Regions from separate parts of the Homo sapiens genome. Here region 1 is linked to region 2. A link is an interaction called in ENCODE POLR2A ChIA-PET data of the cell type or tissue named here. Cell type or tissue: Panc1. All regions are shown on one strand. Each heading gives the region's core, and the rest is flanking DNA. Links, peaks and the distances in the headings are about the cores only.

The links. Peaks named below come from ENCODE experiments on the same cell type or tissue, not always from the same donor. Only the 100,000 strongest peaks of a DNase experiment are listed, where the experiment ranks them.
Region 1: POLR2A ChIA-PET joins it to region 2 with 5 read pairs; 2 of 35 experiments call an interaction of 5 or more read pairs at or near these places.

Annotation. Positions count from the first base shown.
Region 1 is chr12:99,363,454-99,374,784 of GRCh38, forward strand. All of the region lies in intron 12 of ANKS1B (ankyrin repeat and sterile alpha motif domain containing 1B), which reads right to left. Among named protein-coding and RNA genes, the nearest start is that of GARIN6, 280 kb to the right of the region's middle. In Panc1, for the core only: no CTCF peak of the experiment used is centred there; no DNase peak of the experiment used is centred there.
Region 2 is chr12:99,449,637-99,460,967 of GRCh38, forward strand. The region is part of intron 10 of ANKS1B (ankyrin repeat and sterile alpha motif domain containing 1B); the gene reads right to left. Among named protein-coding and RNA genes, the nearest start is that of GARIN6, 190 kb to the right of the region's middle. RefSeq lists enhancers at 5,535-6,036, 6,037-6,536. In Panc1, for the core only: no CTCF peak of the experiment used is centred there; no DNase peak of the experiment used is centred there; H3K27ac peaks cover 802 bases.

The sequences.
Region 1 (11,331 bases), core at 3,431-7,430, 86 kb before region 2:
CAGGCTACCAAGAAATTTAATAAGGTGAAATTTAGAAGTAATAAAGACAACATTTTGCATTGAGATGAAAAATAGTCAGCATTCCAGCAGAGGCAGATTTACCACACAGGTCATGAAGCTTAAGCTTCAGGACCCTTGATTTACACCAACACCTTTCAGAGCCTGTACCTAATGTATATATGATAATCCTATTATTAAAGGGGACCTCTAAAATTATATAAGCTTCCGACCTCCAAAAACCTGACTATGCCTTTAAGTTTTAATTCCAATAGGATAATACAAACTATTTAACTCTGAATCCAACAAACCTTTATGCAACAAACCTTTCAGATCAAACAAGGACAAATAAAATCACCATAACCCATACCAGAGCATATCTTAGAGACAGAAGCCAACTTACATGTAAACGGGAGATATATTCATTTGAGACCACCAAAGTTGGCTCCAGAGCCCTTACCTTAGTGAGATGGAGGGGACTTGTATATATAAGAGGAAAACTAGGCATGTTTCCAAATAGATACAATTAGCCTCCCTCTCACCAAGGGGAGGGCTCTGAAGCCAGCTTTGGAGGTCTTAAATGAATATCTCTCCCACTTACATGTAAATTGACTTCTGTCTCCAAGAATGCCCCCAAAAGGAGAGAGTCCAATCAGTACCACCCTTAAAGTTTGTAAGATCCTGGGCAAATATTTTATTTTTTGCAGGACTCCTGTCTATATAAACAGTTTGATTAAAGATGTACTGCAAATTCATGGACTCATGCAAAGTACAGTGATTTATTAATGAAGAGTTAGAATAATGAGTAGACAAGCAGTATATATATATTTGTTTATTGTACATGTTTATTGTACAATCAGTGCACATGAAGATTCTTTGTAGTGTCTGATTACTGCCTATTTCTGTTCAGATCCAGAAACCATACCTTCATGTTCCCTATTGTCATATGTCCCATGCCTAACTACTTCCGCATCTCCCATCTGAGAAAAATGTAGCAATGCTATTATTGTTACTGCCATAGCTCTTTGGAAACTGTGTGTATTTAAGCAACACAGACCATTTTGTACCTGTAGTTCTCTAATATCATTTACTTAATGCTGTACATAATTACTCATGACACTGCATCATCTATCATGCACCCTGTGGATTCTGACTTCGGTGACTCTCTTGAAGGTTGTTATGGCATTGATGGTCATGAACGCAAGTCATTCCCAGAGTATTTCAGATAATGTGAATGATGGTTTGTTTTCTGGTCATGTTTTTACTGATGGTAGTTTTATATCATAAACTTATCTTCCAACCATGTGTTTCCTCAACTATTTAGATCAAAACCACTGCATTACTGATTGCATTGCTGACTGCTTTTGATTATTGCTATACTCCCACCTTCCACAAACTGCCACCAATGAGGAAGATAGACAAGGGTCCTAGGGGCAGTGAGAGAAGAGACTTTCTATTTCTGTAAATGAATGTCCATTGTTCATTCAGCATGGCTTAGAATTGGTCCCCCCACCCCAAAGAACACAATATCACTGCATCAATTGTAGAATACTGATTGAAAGGATCCACTGGCCATGCTGAGCAACAATCTAGAAGAGTCTTACCGGAAAACAGAATGATCATTCCCAGAGGACTGCTTGACATGTGGCATGGAGCCTGCAGAGGGATTGGGGTAAGCATCTTGGGTGCCAGTGGCTGGGAGTACATTGGGTTGAGGATACCTCCTGCAGCTCCTGCCGCCCACAAGGGCTGCCCACATGGGCAGACACACACCAGTGAGCATTAACACAGAGGCCCAAAGCTCAAGCCCAAAGGTCAGTGACAAATAGTTGGTAGCCCAGAGCTCTGAAACTCATCCTATGTCAGACATTGAGTCACCCAAGTACATATATCAGCACAATCTGATAGACCAATTTCATGTGATCCCACAAAAGAAATACTGTGGTAGCCAGCAGGAGGGATCCACTAGCCAGGCTGCTCTCCTGAAATCAAGGCTGGCCATGGGTCCTGGGACAACTCAGAAGGGTGTGAGCCCCAGAGTTCTTACAGGTCAGGTGGATGATTCCGGGTATAGAGAGTGGAGAGTTGTAGAGTGCCTCAAAGGTAAGAAATAGGAACCCGGGCCCATATGGATGGATCAGGGCCCTTAAGGCACAGGGCCTGAGGCAAAAACTACACTTCCCTGGGCCTAAGGGTGGTTCTGGGTCCAATTCTAAATGAGAAAGTATTCAGAACAGGTCTGATCCCTGGGGATCAGAGTGCTGAATGCTGGGGAGTCAGAAGCAACTTAGCGGGCAAGACCAGAAGTGGCGGTCTCTATCAGGTACCTCTTCTGATGGAGAAGGGGGCACTCTAAATATTAATAGTACAAGAGTTCCTTGGAGGTTTGATTACAAAGGAGAAGAAAGAAGTTGCTTAAAATAGGGTCGTACTGAAACAAAATTGTATAAAAAAATAAGAAAAGAAAGAGAATAATAAAAATCAACAAATGAAAAAATAAACAATTTTTTACATCCTTTACATGTCAACAGAAGTAGCCCTTGGACTAAGAAAATCAGCGTCACTGGACCTGGATCTATTTGCCCTAAGAGCTCATCTTTTCTCTTCTTCTGTTCTCTGTATTACAGGGGGCAGCCCCCTCTGGACTGTGTTTCTCTAGACTCCCAAATCAGCCGGGCTCTGGGTGGGCTTGAACAGCCATTTAGAAGCACTTGTGCAAGACTGGAAGGTGTTAGGAAGGGAGAAGTCAGGGGTATTTCTCTCCCTTTCTTTCTGCCTTGGGAAGTATCTCCATTGATGACTGTCCCTTTTTTATGGTTCCATTATTTCCTTGGTTTTCTTGGTTCCCGGGCTCTGATAACCACCATTTCCTTTTGTCTCTCAGCCTCAGGACACTAATGGCTTCTTGCTTTTGCTAGCCTGTAGGTCACCTCGCTGCCCCCAGTATGGCTCCTCTATTATTTCATCATCTGTGTAACTAACTCTCTGCTTTATATCCCTGTGTTGTAAACCTCTATAATTAAAACAGTGTGGTATTGGCCCATGAATAGACAGAAGGATGATGAAACAAATAGAAAGTCCAGAAATAGACCCAGGTATATATAGAAATTGGGTATATGACAAAGTTGGCATCTCAAATCGCTGGGAGGAAAGATGATCTTTAGAATAAGTGATATTGGTTCAGCTTGATAGACATTTGGAAAAAGTAAAAAAAATTGAATTCTATCTTATACATTATCTCAAGATTAATTTTACATAAATGTAAAAAATAAAACCATATAAGATCTAGAGGAAAACACAGTGAAATCCCTTATATCCTAAGAGTGAGGGAGCCTTTCTAACTATGACTCAAAATACGGAAGCAATAATGGAAAAGATTGAGAAATTCAACTACTTAAAAAAAAGAAATGGCCAAAAAAAATCATCATAAACAAAATCAGAGGACAAATCACAAACCAGATGAAAATATTGCAACTTATATCACAGGAGAAGGTCTAATCCAGTGTTTCTAAAGCTCAGCACTACTGACATTTGGGGATGGATAATTCTTTGTTATGGGGGCTGTTTTCTGCACTGCAGGGCATTCGGCAGTACTTTTGGCCTCTACCTACTAAATGCCAATAGCACCCCTTTCCCAGGTGTGACAACCAAAAATACTTCCAGACATTGCCAAAAAACGTGGGGAGAGGAGTGAGGAGGGAGGCAAAATCATCCCCAGCTGGGGACCACTAGTCTGTTCTAATATATAAAAAGATCTTAAAATAGTGAAGGAAAAATTCAAAATCCGAATAGAAAATTGGGCAAAAGACGTGGGCATTTCATAAAAAGAAGAGAAATGGCCCCTGAGCACCTAAAAGATTGCTTAATCTCACTCATACTAAGAAAAATGCAAATGAATGCTATTCTGAGAGATTTCTTACCTAGCAGATTGGCACACATCCAAACATTTGAAAGAAGTCTGTGAGCTACACATTACTGATGGAAGTGCAAAATGGCAAAAGCTCTTTGAAAGAGAATTAATCGGTATTTTAAAAAATTATATTCAGATTTTCTTTTGACCTAGGAACCCCACTTCTATGAATATTCCCCAAGAGAGAGAGTTCCAGGAGAACAAACCAACATATGTACAAGGTTACTTACTGCTGTAAAAGGCTGCAAGTAATTCAGATTTCCATCAATAGCAATAATGGAATAAACAATGACATACTACCCAATGAAATACCATAATGCAGACCTTAAAGGAAGTGAAGACTGTCTTTATGTATTGATAAGAAGTAATGGTCAGAATGTATTAAGTGGAAAATTCAAGGTTCAGAGCAGAGTATGTGTGTGTGCTTGTGTGTGTGTGTGTGTGTGTTGTAAAAAGAAAATTCTTAAAAATGATAACATAGCGGATGAATGGGAGGAATAAAGTAGGGAATAGATGGAAAGAAGAATTTTCTGAGTACACCTTTTTATATAATTTTGACATCTGAACTATGTAAATGCCTTATATAATTTTACAAATGAAAATAGAAAAGTTAAATCCTAAAATTAAAAGGAAACCAGAATAAATAAGCCTAACTCTATTTTAAATTAGTAATACGACTCGGAGAGAAAATTATTTCAAGTGACTTTTGGCAAAGCATTCTGATTATATTTTTATGACTACAATTTTAGGATATACTGTAAGCACAAAAAGTGATTCAAATAAATTTTAAATTTCACTCAATAGTTTTGTTGTATTGGGGACACATGAATGTAAAGATGGGAACAACAGATACTCGAGACTACTAGAGGAGGAGGGTGGAAGGGGGCAAAGGTTGAATAACTACCCACTGGATACTATGTTCACGACCTAGGTGACAGGATCAATCATATCCCAATCCTGAGCATTATGCAATATAGCCATGTAACAAACCTGCACATGTACCCCATGAATCTAATATAAAAGTTAAAATTTAGAAAAAAATAAAATAATTAAAAAGTATTTAAAAATAGTTTTGTTCTCATTAGAACCTACTTTATATGCTAGGATAAAACAAACATGAATGTCTTAGAAACTAAGATTTTCATTATAAAAGAAAAGAGACAATATAAGATCAAAGTTAGAAACTTATAATATTAAAATTTAATCAAAATCCTTCATATGCAGTAAGTATTATATATGCATTATAGATGTATAAAATATATGCGTATTTTTTCTTGCACTATCTGTTGTCATTTATTGTAAAACACTGAACATATAAAAATTCACAATTTTACAGTGGTTGAGAAAAGAAAACGGAAAAGAAAAAAGAATAAGATGAAGAGAGTGATAGAGAGACACACGACTATCAAAGCTCACTAATAAACCAACTTTTCACTCTAAAATTTGACAATTAAAAAAATAATTCAGAATATCGCACCTTTTTGGGAAAAGCTGTCGCCAATACCCATTTTATTTTGGAAAGCTCTTTATAAGAGATTAACAGCCAATAAACGTAGAAGGAATAATATTATTAGAGAATCAGAATTTTGCAATCCCAATGAAACCACTGTTCCCATCAAGGATCATCAAAGAATGATAAACCCTTACGTGAAAGTTCACTGGGGAATACCTGATGTCATTCCCAACAGTTCATTTACCCCACAGTTTACTTGCTAATTGCAAAGGGCAAACAGACCTTGCAATGAAGTGATCTAGTAGTAACCACCCTAAAAGTGATAAAATTTAGCATGACCAATAGAGCGAAGCCTGATATTTTATGCTTCCTAATGTGATGCAATATAAGGTACTCAGAATCACCTATGAAGTACCATACTCTTGCCAAATGCTTAAGCTAGATGTGCCCAAGACTTTGGACCTAATATCCAGGTTATAAAAAGTACAGGTATAAAAGGACAAGTTAAACAATCAGACAAATATAGAATGTGATATATTTTACAAGACAATTGTCATCATCTCAACAAAAAGTCAGTATCACAAAAATAAATGTTGGTGGACTGTTCTAGACTTAAAGAAACTTGAGTGATGTAACAATCAAATTAAATAAGTGAACTCTGGATCCTGGTTTGAAAAAGCAGCTGCAAGGTCATTTTGGGGAAAATTGGATAAATTAGATAGACAGATGCTAGATGAAATAGGCTGATTAGATATCACTTGATTAAGAAATTATAATTTTCTCAGTGTGCAAGGTATTACGGTTAAGAGAATGCTCTTTTCTATATGTATACTGAAATATTTAGGAGTAACATTATCTCCAGAATTTATTTTCAAATTTTTCAGCAAGCAAGATAGAAAGATAGATAAATAGACAGATAGATAAATGGATAGAAAGATAGATAGATAGATAGATAGATAGATAGATAGATAGATAGATGGACGGACGGACAGACGGACGGACGGACAGACGGACGGATAGACAGACAGACAGAGACAGATAGATAGATAGATAGATAGATAGATAGATAGATAGATAGATAAAATATGGCAAATGTTAACTCTTGAATGTAGGTTGTTGGGTGATGGGCATACGTTAATTACACTGTTCTTTCAACTTGACTGTTTGAAAATTTTAGTTAAAAAATGTGGTGAAGAACATTGTACAAATATAGGATGAGATACGATAGAACATAAAGAAGACCCTTATAAGTGTGTAGGAGATTAGTGGGGCATGATTGTTATTCTTAGATTACTTAAGGAGGCACAAAAAATTAGTCTTCAGCAGCTAACGGCATAGATATGATAGGGTTGCACTAGATCCACCTTCTAGGGCCAAAAAGGCACTGGTGGAGCTGTCTCAGCTGTCAGTGCTAACAACAAAGTTGATTAGACAAAGATCTATGGATCTAGAGTGCTTGGCCATGACTTAAAAAATAGAGAGCATTTAGGGGAAATATTGGCAGGGATAGCCTGCCTCAGCTATTATTGTTATGGCTTATGGAACATGATGATGGGTACAGCACCAAGAAATCCTGTCATCATGGACCTACAAACAGTAAGGATTTAGGCTGAGTTTTAGCAAAGGGAATAAAGAAAGCAGCTAGAAACCCAAGAAGGCCAGTGGATCCAGATGAGTTACTAGAATCTCTTTAAAAGACAGGCAACAGACACACAGACATGCAATGAATTCAATAAAAATTATATAGTCACAGCACATTTTCCCAGTCTCAGGAGGTTTTTGCCCTCTGGATGGAAGGTAATTGTTTGTTAATAAGTACCTGGCTTCACTACACATACACTAGTTTCAGGGTGAAATATTACTTTAATTAACTAGTTGAAATTTCACAGGTCTAGAATTTAATTACCTGTTGGAACTGTAGCTAAGATATCATGGTCTCATAAAATTTTACTGCCTTTTAAAAATGACCATAATTTATCAGAATCTTGGGGGAAATTGTGCATTGTGCATGAAAACAACAAACATTGGAATATAGTTAGTCCTAAGATTGAAGAAGAGACTTACAAGTACTTCGATGCACTCTACTGAAGTTCAGATGAGAGGACAGATTCTGTTTCAGTGACAAAGACAAACTGGGTTTCATATTCACTGTTGTCTTCACCTTCTGCTATAGAGTTTCTGGGTTTTTTGTTTGTTTTTGTTTCTGTTTTGTTTTTTTTTCTTGCTAGGCTCCCTCAAATCATGGGACAGTTTCTGGTTTTGGACCCCAAGGAAAATCTGAAGGTAGATGAAGTTGTCCTTTGTCAAACTACCCCTGCTTTTTTTGTGTGTGTGTTAGCTCACTTTGTATGGCATTTAGAGCCTGTATGTCCTAATCTATTTCTTCATTATGCAAAGCATTGAATAGTTTCCCAGATTCTAATTGTCCTTGTCTAGGTAGCATGTGTACCAGGGTATTATATTTTACTGTATGTTGTCTCTACACATGCCGCACCAGATTAGGCTCCCAGGAAGCCCTAAACTCTTGGTGATAGTTTGATGGAGGAAGGAGAGTAGGATGAAGCCTTTCCTAGTCCCTGAGCTTTAGTGATCTCTGTAAACGCACAATTTAAGAGATAAGACATGTGAGAAGAAGGGTAGGATTAAAGATCTGATGAATTAGTTGCTAATCTATTTCTTAGGCAAGTAAATTTATCCCTCTTGGTATGTGTCAACTTGTCTAGGTCACAGTACCCAGTATACACATGTGCACACACACACACACACATATACATACTGAGAGAGAGAGAGAGAATTTACTGGTTTTGTATCTCTGAAAAAGCCTAATACAATGTACTCCCTCATCTGTGAGAACCTTCCAAATTCTTCAGTTTTACAATTTCATATCTAAAGAACAGGTCTTTGTTGCTAAATTACTGCCTGAAAATAGTTAAGCTCTAATTATTAAGGAAAAAAACATTCCTGTGAAAAATATTTTCTTTCCACTTATAATGCAAAGGTAAACTTCACCAGTATATAATAAGAATAAATTATTAATAAATGGCACCTGTACTAATAATAATGCTTTACTATTTGTTAAAATATTCCATAGTACTGAAGACATTTAACTACGTTAGTAAATGACCCAAACTAACACTATTATTATTTCTTTAAAATTGGTGACACAGAGGGATGACTAGGCAAAGCATAGAGGATTTTCAGGGCAGTGAAATATTCTATATGATACCACAATGATGGATACATGTCTACTTACATATTTGTGTAAACCCATAGAATGTACAACACCAAGAGTGAACTCTACTGTAACTATGGAGTTTGGGTAATAATGGTGTGTTAATGTAGGTTCATCATTTGCAACACATGTACCACTCTAGTGGGGGATGTTCATGATGGGGGAGGCTGTGCACTTGTGGGGAGTAGGGAAATATGGGAAATCTCTGTACCTTCCACTCAATTTTGCTGTGAACCTAAAAAGAAAAAATATGTCTTAAAAAAAAAACTAATGACCCAAGTGTGAATAAAACATGGATTACATAGAACTTAAGGGTTTAAAATCAACTTGCACCATACTGAAACCACTTAGGGTTCTTATCATGCTGTGTTTCTTATGATTCGTTTGTAATTAGTCAGAATATACTGCAGCTGTTTGTGATTTCAGGGAAGAATAAGATGTTTATAAAGAGAAAATGTTCCATTATCTCTGCTTTTTAAAATTCCTTTCTTTGTAAATGATATTTTATGATATGTTTTCCATCCTCATTTCAAATCCTAAACAAGACTGTTAAATAGGGGTTTGTCATACATAGAAAAATTGCTACATATTAGCTTCTTTCCCCACTTCCTCCCCTAGTTTTATACATCCATACACACACTCACGCACATTATTTTTATATGCGACAATTTCTGGCTCTGCATAAAATGTTACTGCAAAAGTACACTGTGTCAAGTTTTTTCAGCTGCTTACATTCCTACTCTGGTACCAGTGCCAGGGTTTCAGGGCACTACAATTTCCTTTATATCTCAGTGGTTATTTTGAAATTATCATGTCTCATCTGCACTCCCTCATAATGTATGCCTTCCATGTCATATTAAGCTGCACTCTTTTCCCTGCCTTAATTCCCTAATTTCTGGAATGATATTGGAATTGGTTATGATTAAAACAGCAAGGGTCTATATTAAAAGCAAGTATCTTCCTCATAGATAGATCATGAAAGTTTGAGGTACCATGAAATATGATGTGAAAATCACCTTCTTCAAATATCCAAGAAGATCACTAGTAAATTTCAAGTGTAGGTTCATTTTTACATATATCTTACTTACCCCTGGAGTTCCATAGCAGAGGTGGTAGTGAACTTGACCACTAGTGAGAAATAAGAGGAACTATGGGGTAATTGTTCCCAAGGAAAGGGCAGGAATAGGCCATTATGTGCATGTAACTGTAAAGAGTCAGTAGATGCATCAAGAGGTATCGTATGACAATTGGAAGATACAGAAATAAATTCCCAGGGTTTCAAGATAATTGGGAGAGGAAAAAAGGAAAGACAGTGTGGTGGACATCTTTTGTTTTTGCTTGACTAGAATCCTCCTTCATTAGTAACAGCATCTGAGAAACTATCCCTTCCCTATTAGACGGGTAAGAGTCTCAGTTGCAATGGCCCATCCTCCCCTGACCAAGAATGTAGATTTGGTCCAATACAGGCAAGTCAGACACTTCATGGGATATGAATCTTTAACTGAACAACACAAAGGCTGAAATTTTTTCCAGCTGATTTATCTCAATGATGGTGTTTTAAAGAGACTTTTTCATTAGTTTCTTCTCCCTAGATATCCCTAGTTGCTCCAGTTACTGCTCTTTTTGAATACTTGTTTCATTTTTTGTTTTTTTTTTAAATCCTGCTTACATTAGTTGCATGCAATCTTACAAGCTTAACTGACAAATCATTACCAACAAATTAGATTTCTTTAGTGACTTGGCGAAAGTGAGAAAGAAAACTACCTTTGAGAAAGGGTGGACTGGATTAAAGAATGAAAACTTTCAGCCAAATAGTAGAGAACTTTGCCTAAGAATGACTTAGAACTTTGGTCCACTTCAAGGAAAGGAAACTAAGCCAGAATGTAAATCAATGCATTGCTTCTTTCATTGAGAAAGTCATGTAACAAAAAAAACACCAGCTGAACTAACCTGGATGCTTAGTGATGTATTTGGATTTACACCATGCTGCCAGTTCCTTACAATTTCAGTCTCAGTAACCCTGATCTAGCTTAGGTTGTTTTAATCCAAAGAATGTGCTGATTGAGACTTTTTATTGGAATAACTAGAATTTGACACATGATTTCCAGAAGTATAGAGGTTCCCAGAAAATACATAAATGAATGGAAAGAATAGTACAGCAGGCCCTTGAATAATGTTGTTTCATTCAAATGTCATTTCATTATAATGTTGGTGAGGAAAAAAAAATCTATTCCCAGTTAGAGCCACTGTCTGTGTGGAGTTTGCAGGTTTTCCCCGTGTCTGGATGGATTTTCTCTGGGTATTCTGGTTTCCTCCCACATCCCAGAGATGCACATGTTAGGTGAACTGGTGTGTCTACAGGGTCCCAGGCTGAGTGAGTGTAGGTGTTAATATGAGTGTACCCCGTGAAGGGACAGCATCCTGTCCAGGGTGCATTCCCATCTTGTACCCTGAGCTGCAAAGATAGGCTCCGAAATAATAGAGTAAATAATTGTCTGGCTTGTTTTTATTAATCTTAAATGTATGTATAGTTCACATTTATTTCAATGTTTAATATGGGAAGTGTTTTGGTCTTTATTCAGAAGTTTGGTGATGTTTTAGTAACCAGAAATATGCCATAGAAGCTACAATTTTCTAGCTGAACAAATTACAGCAATATAAGCTTTCTTATGGTTATCTTAAAAGATCTTATGGTTATCTAAAAGATCTTAAATCACACATCTTCTTTGTGTTTCTGGT
Region 2 (11,331 bases), core at 3,026-7,025:
TTATCAAAAGAAACACCATCAGAATTAAAATAAAATATGGAAGATCAAAGAAACCCAGAGGGAAAACAAGAAAACAAATAGTTATCCTTTTTAGACAACACATCTAGAGTACTTGCGTGATATTTGAGAGCAGTATCTTTTAGCTATTAACACAAATTGGTAGGGACAGAATTTAGTTCCAGAAATAGCAGATGATCCTTTGAGACATTGTACTGTTCAAAGTTATCCAGAGAAATAGGACCAACAGGATCTATCCATCTATCTATCTATCTATCTATCTATCTATCTATCTATCTATCTATCTATCTATCTAGACAAAGATTTACTGTAAGGCATTAGCTCATATAATTAATGGAGCCTAAGAAGTCCAAAGATCTGCAGTTGGTAAGCTGGAGGTGCAGGACAGCCTATGTGTAGTTCCATTGTAAATCCAAAGGCCTGAGAACCAAGGAAGTTGATGCTGTAAATTCTAATCCAAAGGTTGGCAGACTCGAAGTCAAGAGCCAACATTTCAGTCCAAGTCTGGAGGCCTGGAAAAAAACAGTGTTCCAGCTCAAGAGGTCAGGCAGGAGAAATTCCCCTTTACTCGGCCTTTTTGTTCAATTCAGGTCCGCAATTTATTGAATAAGGCCAATAACAGTAGGGTGGATGATTTGCTTTACTCAGTCTGCCATTCAAATATTAATCTCATCCAAAAACACCTTCACAGATACATCCCAAATAATGTTTAGCCAAATGTGTGGGCATCTCACGGACTAGTTAAGTTGAACTTATAAAATTAAACACAACAGGAATGATTCATTGCAAGGGCTGGTCTTAACTGCTTTTGCACTAAAGCCAGAAGAAAATGCTGGGAACTCCCTGCAAACTGTAAGCCAACAGCTTCTTGAATGTTTTTTTTCTGAGTATTTTAATACATAGTATAAGACAGTGGATAATTAAGTACTAAATTATTTAGAAAAGACTAAGTATCTTCATCTTCTGAATCCATGAGCTATACCATTACACTGATAATTTGATTTTGTACTATCTTGCATTGTTCATTAACTCTTCCAGACTAGGTTATATTTTTGCATAAAGTCATATTTCTCTCTATATAGCTCTTAGCTTAATGCAATCCTTTTAAAGTAATAAATGAAGTAAAGTAGATAAAGCAAAACCTGTGTCAATGGAAACCAACACAAATGTATTTAATAATATGAAGAAAGCTGGTCTGGCTTTTATAATAATTCCATGATCCTTTCAAAGAAAATCCAAATGAGAAGCATATTCTAGAAGATATATGAGTCTTAAGAAGCTGGTTTATTCCCAAAATATCCTTGATAATATAATTTACAAAAAATACCAATTATCCAGTGGACTTGGTAAAATAGCAGCCTATGACCAAGACAGTTTTACATGCTCAACCTACATTTCACATATGCAGTTACAAAATATTGCTGATAAAAAGGAAATGAGGCACATAAAACTGCTTAGGGAAAACTGCAAAATATACTTGCAATTTCAGATTGAAATAAGAGGACTATCTTCTTGTCAGATTCCCTTACTACATATTAATTATTCATTATGAATGTCAGTTTAGTCTATAATAACAACATTAGAAAAAATACTTATAGTTTATTTTATCTTTTAGAAGAAAAATATTCTATGACTATAAAATAATTCATGTGCAACATTACAGTCTAGTATTTTAACATCAATACCCAGCATGTAACAAACAGTTTAAGTATACCAGGGACCATGATAGATGCTTTTCAGCTGAAGAATAGGACTGAGATTACTTCTGGCTGGGAATTCAAGAAAGCTGTCATGGAAGAGGCAGGAGTTATGAAGGCCTCTGACAGACTAGTAAAATTCAGGCATGAAGAAATGGCTGGGAAGGGCGTTCCATGAGTTGGAAGCAGGTTGAGCAAAATGTAGAGAGATGGGAAAGAGGCACATTTGTGGAATAAAGAAGAGTTCAGTTTGAATAAAATATAATATTCATGGAGGAAATGCTAAGAAATGGAGGAGTCATACACAAAGACTTTGGGCTTTGAAATCAGAAAACCCTAAGCTGAAATTCTGGTATATTTAACTTCAGTTTCATCTTCTGTAAAACAGTGCCTTTCACATAGTGTTACAAAGACAAATGAGGCATGTACAGATACGTGTGTGTGTGTGTGTATGTGTATGTCTGTGTGTGAATACATTGCCTGACACATAGTAAGTGCTCAATAAAATTATCTATTACTATTATTATCAGATATATGAATATAATCATAATAGCAAATAAAACTAGATAGGTGGCTTGATGCCTTATTATGGAAAATCCTAAGTGCATCACTTGCATCACTAAGTAATCATCAAATATAAGTATTTAATAAATCCTAATCTAACAATTCATGAAGCACAATTTTTACGTTTTGGTATTAAGTCAAGAGTTGACAAATTTTTTCTGTAAAGGGCCAGATGGTAAATATTGTAAGCTCTGTAAGGCTACATGATCTTTGTTGTAACTACTCTACTCTCTTTGGGTAGCGAGAAGGCAGCCACAGGAAATATATAAGCAAATGGGTGTGTCCGTATTCCAAGAAAATTTTACTTACAAAAACAAGCAGTAGACAAGATTAAGTTTGTTGGTGATAACTTGTAGATCCCTGTCTTAAGTACTTCCTATGGAAATGTTTTCCCTTTTATGGACAGACCTAGAAGAATGTTATATTATACATTTTCATTTCCATATTCATATTATAGATGAACATTCTCACTGTGTAATTAAAAACTAAGGTTTTCAATATAAAGCTAGAAATTTGTCATTTGTACAAAAAATGGCATTATATCTAACACCAGGGCAGTCCTTTGTACACAGCAACTGTTCAATATATGCTCATTAAATAGATAAATAAATAAGACCAATGAAATCTTTACATTTTAAAGTAACTTTGTTGTAGTGATTGTACATGACTACCACTTCTGGGAGAAACAGTACAGAAATCATAAGTAAAAAAGCCCAAGTATCCTGTTTCAGTATTTTCAGTGAGAAAGTACTCACTATGTACCACTTGAGGAAGATAATATTTAACAGTAATTTAAGAGAATTAGTTAATAATCCAAATAATTAACACATTTTACTTTCTCTAGTGAAGGTTTGTTAAAAAGTAACAATTCTCTTAAATATACCGGGTTTGAACTTCCATTACTATCACCAACAATAGTGTTAAATATTCAAGTCTTAATTAGCCAGCAACTTTACCAGATGAAATGTGTGGTAGACAGCCTCTAGGATGGTCCCAATTGAGCCCCACCTCATGGTATTCACACTTTTGTGAAATTTTGTCCCCTAGGGTGTGAGTTGAACTCGTTGAATTGCTTCTAACAAAGAAGAGATGAGGCCGGGCACAGTGGCTCACGCCTGTAATCCTAGCACTTTGGGAGGCCAAGGTGGGCGGATCACAAGGTCAGGAGATCGAGACCATCCTGGCTAACATGGTGAAACCCCGTCTCTACTAAAAATACAAAAAATTAGCCAGGCGTGGTGGTGGGTGCCTGTAGTCCCAGCTACTCCGGAGGCTGAGCCAGGAGAATGGTGTGAACCCGGGAAGCAGAGCTTGGAGTGAGCCGAGATTGCACCACTGCACTCCAGCCTGGGTGACAGAGCGAGAGTCCGTCTCAAATAAAAAGAATAAAAAAGAAAAAAAAAGAAGAGATGAGTTGTACTTCTGGGAATAGGTTATAAAAAAAGACTGTGGCTTCCGTCTTGTGTGTGTCCTCCTTCTCAGATCTCTTGCACTGAGGAAAGCAAGTAACCACATTGTGAACAACCTTATGCAAAGGCCTACGTGGCATGGTAAGGAGCTGAGGCCCTCATTTCAACAGCCCACCAGAAACTGAACCTTGTTAACAGCCACGAGTTAGCTTGGAAGCAAATCCTTCAGCCCCAGTCAAGCCTTGAAAAGACTGCAGTTCTAGCCAACAGCTTGCTTACAGCCTCCCGGGAAATCTTGAGTCAGAGGCATCCCGCTAAGTCCCTCCTAGTTTCCTGACCCTGTGAGATAATTAATGTTTGTTATTTTCGGCCACAAATAGCAATAGATAACTAATATAGTAAATGTTTGGTTAACGTTTATAACATGGCCAACATGTTTGTGCTACAATGGTGCTTAGACTTTCAGCCTTGTTTTGAAGGAGCTGACTACTTAATGGAAAACATAGAAGGGCAAATATAATTACAAAATTGTGTTACTTATGCTACAAATTCAGCAATATGGGAACACAGAAGAATGAGCCACTAACCAAATGAGGGGGCCAGAGCAGAAAGTTAGGTTATAGGCAGAAAGAGAAAGTGAAGAAAAAAAATGTAATAGCCTTGAGGAATGAGTGCCATCAAGAACTCAAAGAGGGAGAAGCATTCCAGGCAAAGAAAACAGAATATGCAACAGGGCAGAAGCATGAACGAGCATTATGCCTTTGGGAAGCTATAAATAGTTCAGCTTGGCTGAAGCACAGGATATGTGTGGAAAAGTGAATGGAGATGATGTTGGCAAGATAAAGTATTCAGATGAAAGATGGAAAGGTGTATAAAAAGAAAACAAAATTGCCTTTGTAAAAGATTAAATTTTTCTATTTAGGAAAAAAAGTCAGCCACATTGCATTTCTAAAATTACTTTCCTTGAGGCTATGATCAAATGCTACTTTCATCTATAAAAAGAACAGACCACAAGGCTATAGTCACTTTAAAATTCTCTGCATGCAAGAGGCCACATCTGTGTGCTAAAGAGTAGAATGATTGACTAGCAGCTTCAAGCCAATAAGAACTTTGGTCTTATCTACACCAGAGAAGTTCTAGCAAAGAGTCAAAAACTCGAAGAGTTAGAGGACATCTAAAAGTCCAAGATCTCAATTCAAACATAAAAAGCAGTGCAATGAACAGATGGTTGGGAGAGTGTGCTCTCTCCCACCTTTCCTTTACTTTTGTTTCCTCCTCTTTCTCAACCCATGGCAGGGAGATGGTCTTTTAGCATAATAATTCACCAGAGGTATGCTGTAATTGGTGAGCAATATTAGTAGGAGAAATGTTTCCTTGTCTTATAAATTCTCTACTCTGAAGAATCTCAAGGATTTATGAGAAATGCAGGAGTCTTGTAGAATTTTACCTTCCTCCTCCCAGGATGATGCCAAGAATGACAATTCCCTGGCCTTGGCTAGCAAGACTGAACTAGAATCCTGGAGAACTGCACAGTTAAGAAAATGAAAGAGAAAGGGAGGCCATAGAAGATGGGTTCCCTCCCAATGCTTACTTTTATGGACTAAATGTTAAGCAATGAAGAAAGTAAAAAAGAAAGAAAATATTTTGCATCACATCAGTAATCCGTGGATTCTCTGTTTTACTAATGCACTTGTGCTTCAATTCTTATTTTGGCTCTTCAGGCTCTCCTGGTTTTGAGTCCCATTTTAGGTTGTATGCTTTCCCTTTTGTCTTAACAACCTATTCTTTTCTCCGGTTGTACTCTTAGTGGTCCCTGTATTCATCTTCTATATCTTTCTATTCATTCCAAAATTATGTAAACACCCAACCTGACCAAGACACACCCTAGCACTAGCCCACCAGGCCAGAACCCCTACTAAGTAGCCACTGACTCTCTATGAAAGGAAGTTAGAAAATGAACCTGCTGAGAGTAAAGGGGGAAAAAGGTGGATAGGAGGCAGGACTAACTTGCAGCTGCCACTCAGATGGACAGAGCAGCATGTGGAGACCCACATCATGAACTTTTGCTCCAAGAACTACCATAGGAACATACCAGGAAAGCAGAGAAAACCACAGACCCTTTGAAGGAGTAGATTGCCACTGCAGGCTCTGTGAGTCAGCTTGCTTTCTCAGCAGGGAGGTTTGTAGCCTGGGGCAAGTTCTTAGTCCTGCTCATAGGCTGCCTGGAAATAAACGGTGCTGTTGGCAGGGCACAGTGGGAATGAGACTGGCCTTTTGGGCTGTGGGCTGTGTGGGAGTTGGGTGAGGTCTGTGGCTGCTGGCTTTCCACCACTTTCCTGGTGACCTGTGCGACTCAGCAGAGGCAGCCATAATCCCCCTGGGATATAACTCCATTGGCCTGGGAACTGCAACCCCACCCCCAACAGTAGCCACAGCAAACCCCACCCAAGGAGAGTCTGAGCTCAGACACACCTAACCCTGTCCCCACTTGATGGTTATTGTCTGCTGGCCCTGGTAGCTGAAGACTAAGGACATAATCTCTTGGGAACTCTATGGCCCCACCCACGGCCTGATCCTTCCTATACTACTGCAGCTGATGTGCTATTGAAAGCACCACCTCCTGGCTTGAGGACAACCAAAACAAAACCAGCGCACTTAACAAAAATACAACCAAGGACCCTCAGAGAGTCCACTTCACTCTCCTGATACCTCCACCAGAGCAGGTGCTGGTATGGTATCCACAGCTGAGAGACCTGAAGATGGGTCAAATCACAGAACTCTTTGCAGACACTCCCAGTACCAGCCTGGAGCCCAGTAGCTCCACTGGGAGGCTAGATTCAGAAGAAAAATAACAGTCACTTCAGCTCTCAGGAAGCCCCATCCCTAGGGGAAAGGGAAGAGCACCATATCAAGAGAGCACCCCATTAGACAAAGAATCTTAACAGAAGCCCTTGAGTCCTAGATCTTCTCTCTGAAATAGTCTACCCAAATAAGAAGGAACCAGAAAAAAACAATTCTGGTAATATGACAAAACAAGGTTCTTTAACACCTCCAAAAGAACATACTGGCTTACCAGCAATGGGTCAAGATCAACAGGAAACCTCTGAATTGCCAGAAAAAGAATTCAGAAGGTCGACTACTGAGCCAATCAAGGAGGCACCAGAGGAAGGTTAAGTGCAACTTAAAGAAATCAAAAAAGATGATACAGGATATGAATGGAAAAATCTCCAGTGAAATAGATAGCATAAAAAAAATCACAACTTCTGGAAATGAAGGACACACTTAGAGAATTACAAAATGCACTGGGAAGTCTCACAATAGAATCAAACAAGTAGAAGAAAAAAACTTCAGAGCTTGAAATCAAGGCTTTCAAATTAACCCAATCTGATAAAGACAAAGAAAATTTTTTTTTTAAAATGAACAAGGCCTCCAAGAAAATTTGGGATTATATTAAATGATCAAACCTAAAACTAATTGATGTTCCCGAGGGAGAATAGAAATCTAAAAGTTTGGAAAACATATTTGAGGGAATAATAGAGAAAAACTTTCCCAGCCTTGCTAGAGATCTAGACATCCAAATACAAAAAGCTCAAAAAACACCTGGGAAATTCATCACAAAAAGATCATCGCCTAGGCACCTGATAGTCATCAGGTTATCTAAAGTCAAGATGAAGAGCTGTGAGGCAAAAGCATCAGATAACCTATAAAGGAAAACTTATCAGATTAACAGCAGATTTCTCAGCAGAAATCCTACAAGCTAGAAGGGATTGGGGTTCTCTTTAGCCTCCTTAAATAAAACAATTATCAGCCAAGAATTTTGTGTCCAGTGAAACTAAGCTGCATAAATGAAAAAAAGATGGTGTTTTTCAGAAAAATAAACGCTGAATTTGCCACTACCAAGCCATCACTAAAAGAATGGCTAAAAGGAGCTCTAAATTTTTTTTTAACCTCTAAATCTTGAAACAAATCCTCGAAATACACCAAAATAGAATCTCCTTAAAGCACAAATCTCACAGGACCTATAAAACAACAACACTATGAAAAAAAAACCAAGGTATTCAGGCAACAAATAGCATGATAAACAGAACAGAACTTCATGTCTTAATATTAACATTGAATGTAAATGGCCTAAATGATCCACTTAAAAGACACAGAATGGTAGAATGGATGAGAATTCACTAGCCAAGTATCTGCTGTCTTCAAGAGAGTCACCCAACACATAAGGACTCACATAAACGTAAGGTAAAGGGGTGAAAAAAGATACTTCATGCAAATAGACACCAAAAGCAAGCAGGAGTAGCTGTTCTTATATTAGACAAAACAAACTTTAAAGCAGCAGCAGTTAAAAAAGACAAAGAAGGACATACATAATGATAAAATGACTAGTCCAATAGGAAAACATCACAAACCTAAATATACATGCACCTAACACTGGAAGTCCCAAATTTATAAAACAATTTCTACTAGACCTAAGAAATGAGATGGACAGCAACACAATAATAGTCGGGGACTTCAATATTCCACAGACAGCAGTCAGGTCTTCAAGACAGAAAGTCAACAAAGAACTATACCCTAGAACAAATGGACTAAACGGATATTTACAGAACAGATATTTACAGAATATTCTACCCAACAACTGCAGAATATACATTCTACTCATCAGCACAGGGGACATTCTCCAAGATAGACCATATGATAGGCCATAAAACAAGTCTCAACAAATTTAAGAAACTCAAAATCATAGCAAGTACTCTCTCAGAGCACAGTGGAATAAAATTGGAACTCAACTCCAAAAGAAACCCTGAAAACCATGCAAATACATAGAAACTGAATAACCTACTCCTGAATGATTACTGCATAAACAATGAAATCAATATGAAAATTAAAAAATTTACACTGAACAATAATAGTGACACAACCTATCAAAACCTCTGGGATACAGCAAAGGTGGTGCTAAGAGAAAAGTTCATAGCATCAAATGTCTACTTCAAAACATCTGAGAGCACAAATAGACAATCTAAAGTCATATCTCAAGAAGATAGAGAGACAAGAACCAAACCCAAATCTAGAAGAAAAAAAGAAATAACCAAGATCGGAGCAGAACTAAATGAAATTGAAAAAAAAAAAATACAAAAGATAAACAGAAAGCTGGTTCTTTGAAAAGATAAATAAAATTGATAGACCATTAGCGAGACTAACTAAGAAAAGAAGAGAGAAGATCCAAATAAGTGCAATTAGAAATGAAACAGGAGATATTACAACCAATCCCACAGAAATACAAAAGACCATTTAAGGTTACTATGAACACTTTTATGTGCATAAACTAGAAAACCTAGAGGAGATGGATAAATTCCTGGAAATATATAACCCTCCTAGATTAAACCAGGAAGAAATAGAAACTCTGAACAGACCAACAACAAGCAGCAAGATTGAAATGGTAATTAAAAAGTTACCGAGAAAAAAAGGCCAGGACCAGATAGATACACAGCTAAATTCTCTCAGACATTCAAAGAAGAATTGGTACCAATCCTGTTGATATCTATTCCAAAAGATATAGAAAAAGAGAATCCCCCCTAAATTATTCTATGAAGCCAGTATCACCATAATACCAAAACCAGGAAAGGACATAACATAAAAAGAAAACTACAGACCAATATCCCTGATTAACATAGATACAAAAATCCTAAACAAAATATTACTTAACTGAATCCTACAGCATATCAAAAAGATAATCCACCATGATCAACTGGGTTTCATACAAGGAATGCAGGGATGGTTTAACATTCACAAATCAATAAATGTGATACACCACATAAACAGAATTAAAAACAAAAATTACATGATCATCTGAATAGATGCAGAAAAAGCATTTGATGAAATCCAGCATCCCTTTATGATTAAAACCCTAAGTAAAATTAGCATAAAGGTCATTCGTTAATGTAATAAAAGCATCTATGACAAACCCACAGCCGACATTATACTGAATGGGGAAAATTTGAAAGCATTCCCCCTGAGAACTGGAACAAGACAAGGATGCCCACTTTCACCACTTCTATTAAACATAGTACTGGAAGTCCTAGCCAGAGAAATCAGATAAAAGAAAGAAATAAAGGCCATCCAAATCAATAAAGAGGAAGTTAAACTGTCACTGTTTGCTGATGACATGATCACATACCTAGGAAACCCTAAAGGCTTATACAAAAAGTTCCTAGAACTGGTAAATGAATTCAGCAAAGTTTCAGGATACAAAATTAACATACACAAATCAGTAGCCTTGCTATACACCAACAGTTTTCAAGCTGAGAATCAAATCAAGAACTCAACCCCTTTTACAATAGCTACAAAAAAAAAAATTAGGAATATACTCAACCAAAGAGGTGAAAGCCTGCTACAAGGAAAACTACAAAACATTGCTGAAAGAAATCATAGATTGACATAAACAAATAGAAACACATCCCAATCTCATGAATGAGCAGAATCAATATTGTGAAAAATGACCATACTGCCAAAAGCAATCTACAAATTAAATGCAATTCCCATCAAATTACCACCATCATTCTTCACAGAACTAGAAAAAACAATCCTAAAATTCATACGGACCCCAAAAAGAGCCCACATAACCAAAACAAGACTAAGCAAAAAGAACAAATCCAGAGGCATTACATTACTGAACTTCAAACTATACTATAAGGCCACAGTTGCCAAAACAGCATGGTACTGGTATAATAACATATGGACCAATGGAACTGAATAGAGAATCCAGAACCCAGAACCCATAAATAAAGCCAAATGTTTACTGTCAACCAGTCTTTGACAAAGCAAACAAAAATATAAAGTGCATAAAGGACACCCTATTTAACAAATGGTGCTGGGATAATTGGCAAGCCACGTAAAAGAATGAAACTGGATCCTCATCTCTCCCCTTAAACAAAAATCAACTCAAGATGGATTAAAGACTTAATTCTAAGACCTGAAACCATAACAATTCTAGGAGATAACATTGGAAAAACCTTTCTAGACATTGGCTTAAGCAAAGACTTCATGACCAAGAACCCAAAAACAAATGCAACAAAAACAGAGATAAATAGATGGGACTTAATTAAACTAAAAAGCTTCTGCACAGCAAAAGAAATAATCAGCAGAGTAAACAGACAACCCACAGAGTGGGAGAAAATCTTCACAATCTACACATCCAACAAAAGCTACAAGGAACTCAAACATATCAGCAAGAAAAAAACAGTCTCATCAAAAATTGAGTTAAGGACATGAATAGACAGTTACCAAAAGAAGATATACAAATGGCCAACAAACATATAAAAAAATGCTCAACATCACTAATGATCAGGGAAATGCAAATCAAAACCAAAATGAGATACCACCTTACTCCTGCAAGAATGGCCATAATAACAAAAAAAAAAAATGGATGTTAACATGGATGTGGTGAAAAGGGAACACTTTTACATTGTTGATGGGAATGTAAACTAATAAAACCACCACTGAAAACAGTGTGGAGATTCCTCAAAGAAGTAAAAGTAGATCTACCATTTGATCCAACAATCCCACTCCTGGGTACCTACCCAGAGGAAAATAAGTCATTATACAAAAAAAGATACTTGCACACACATGTTTATAGCAGCACAATT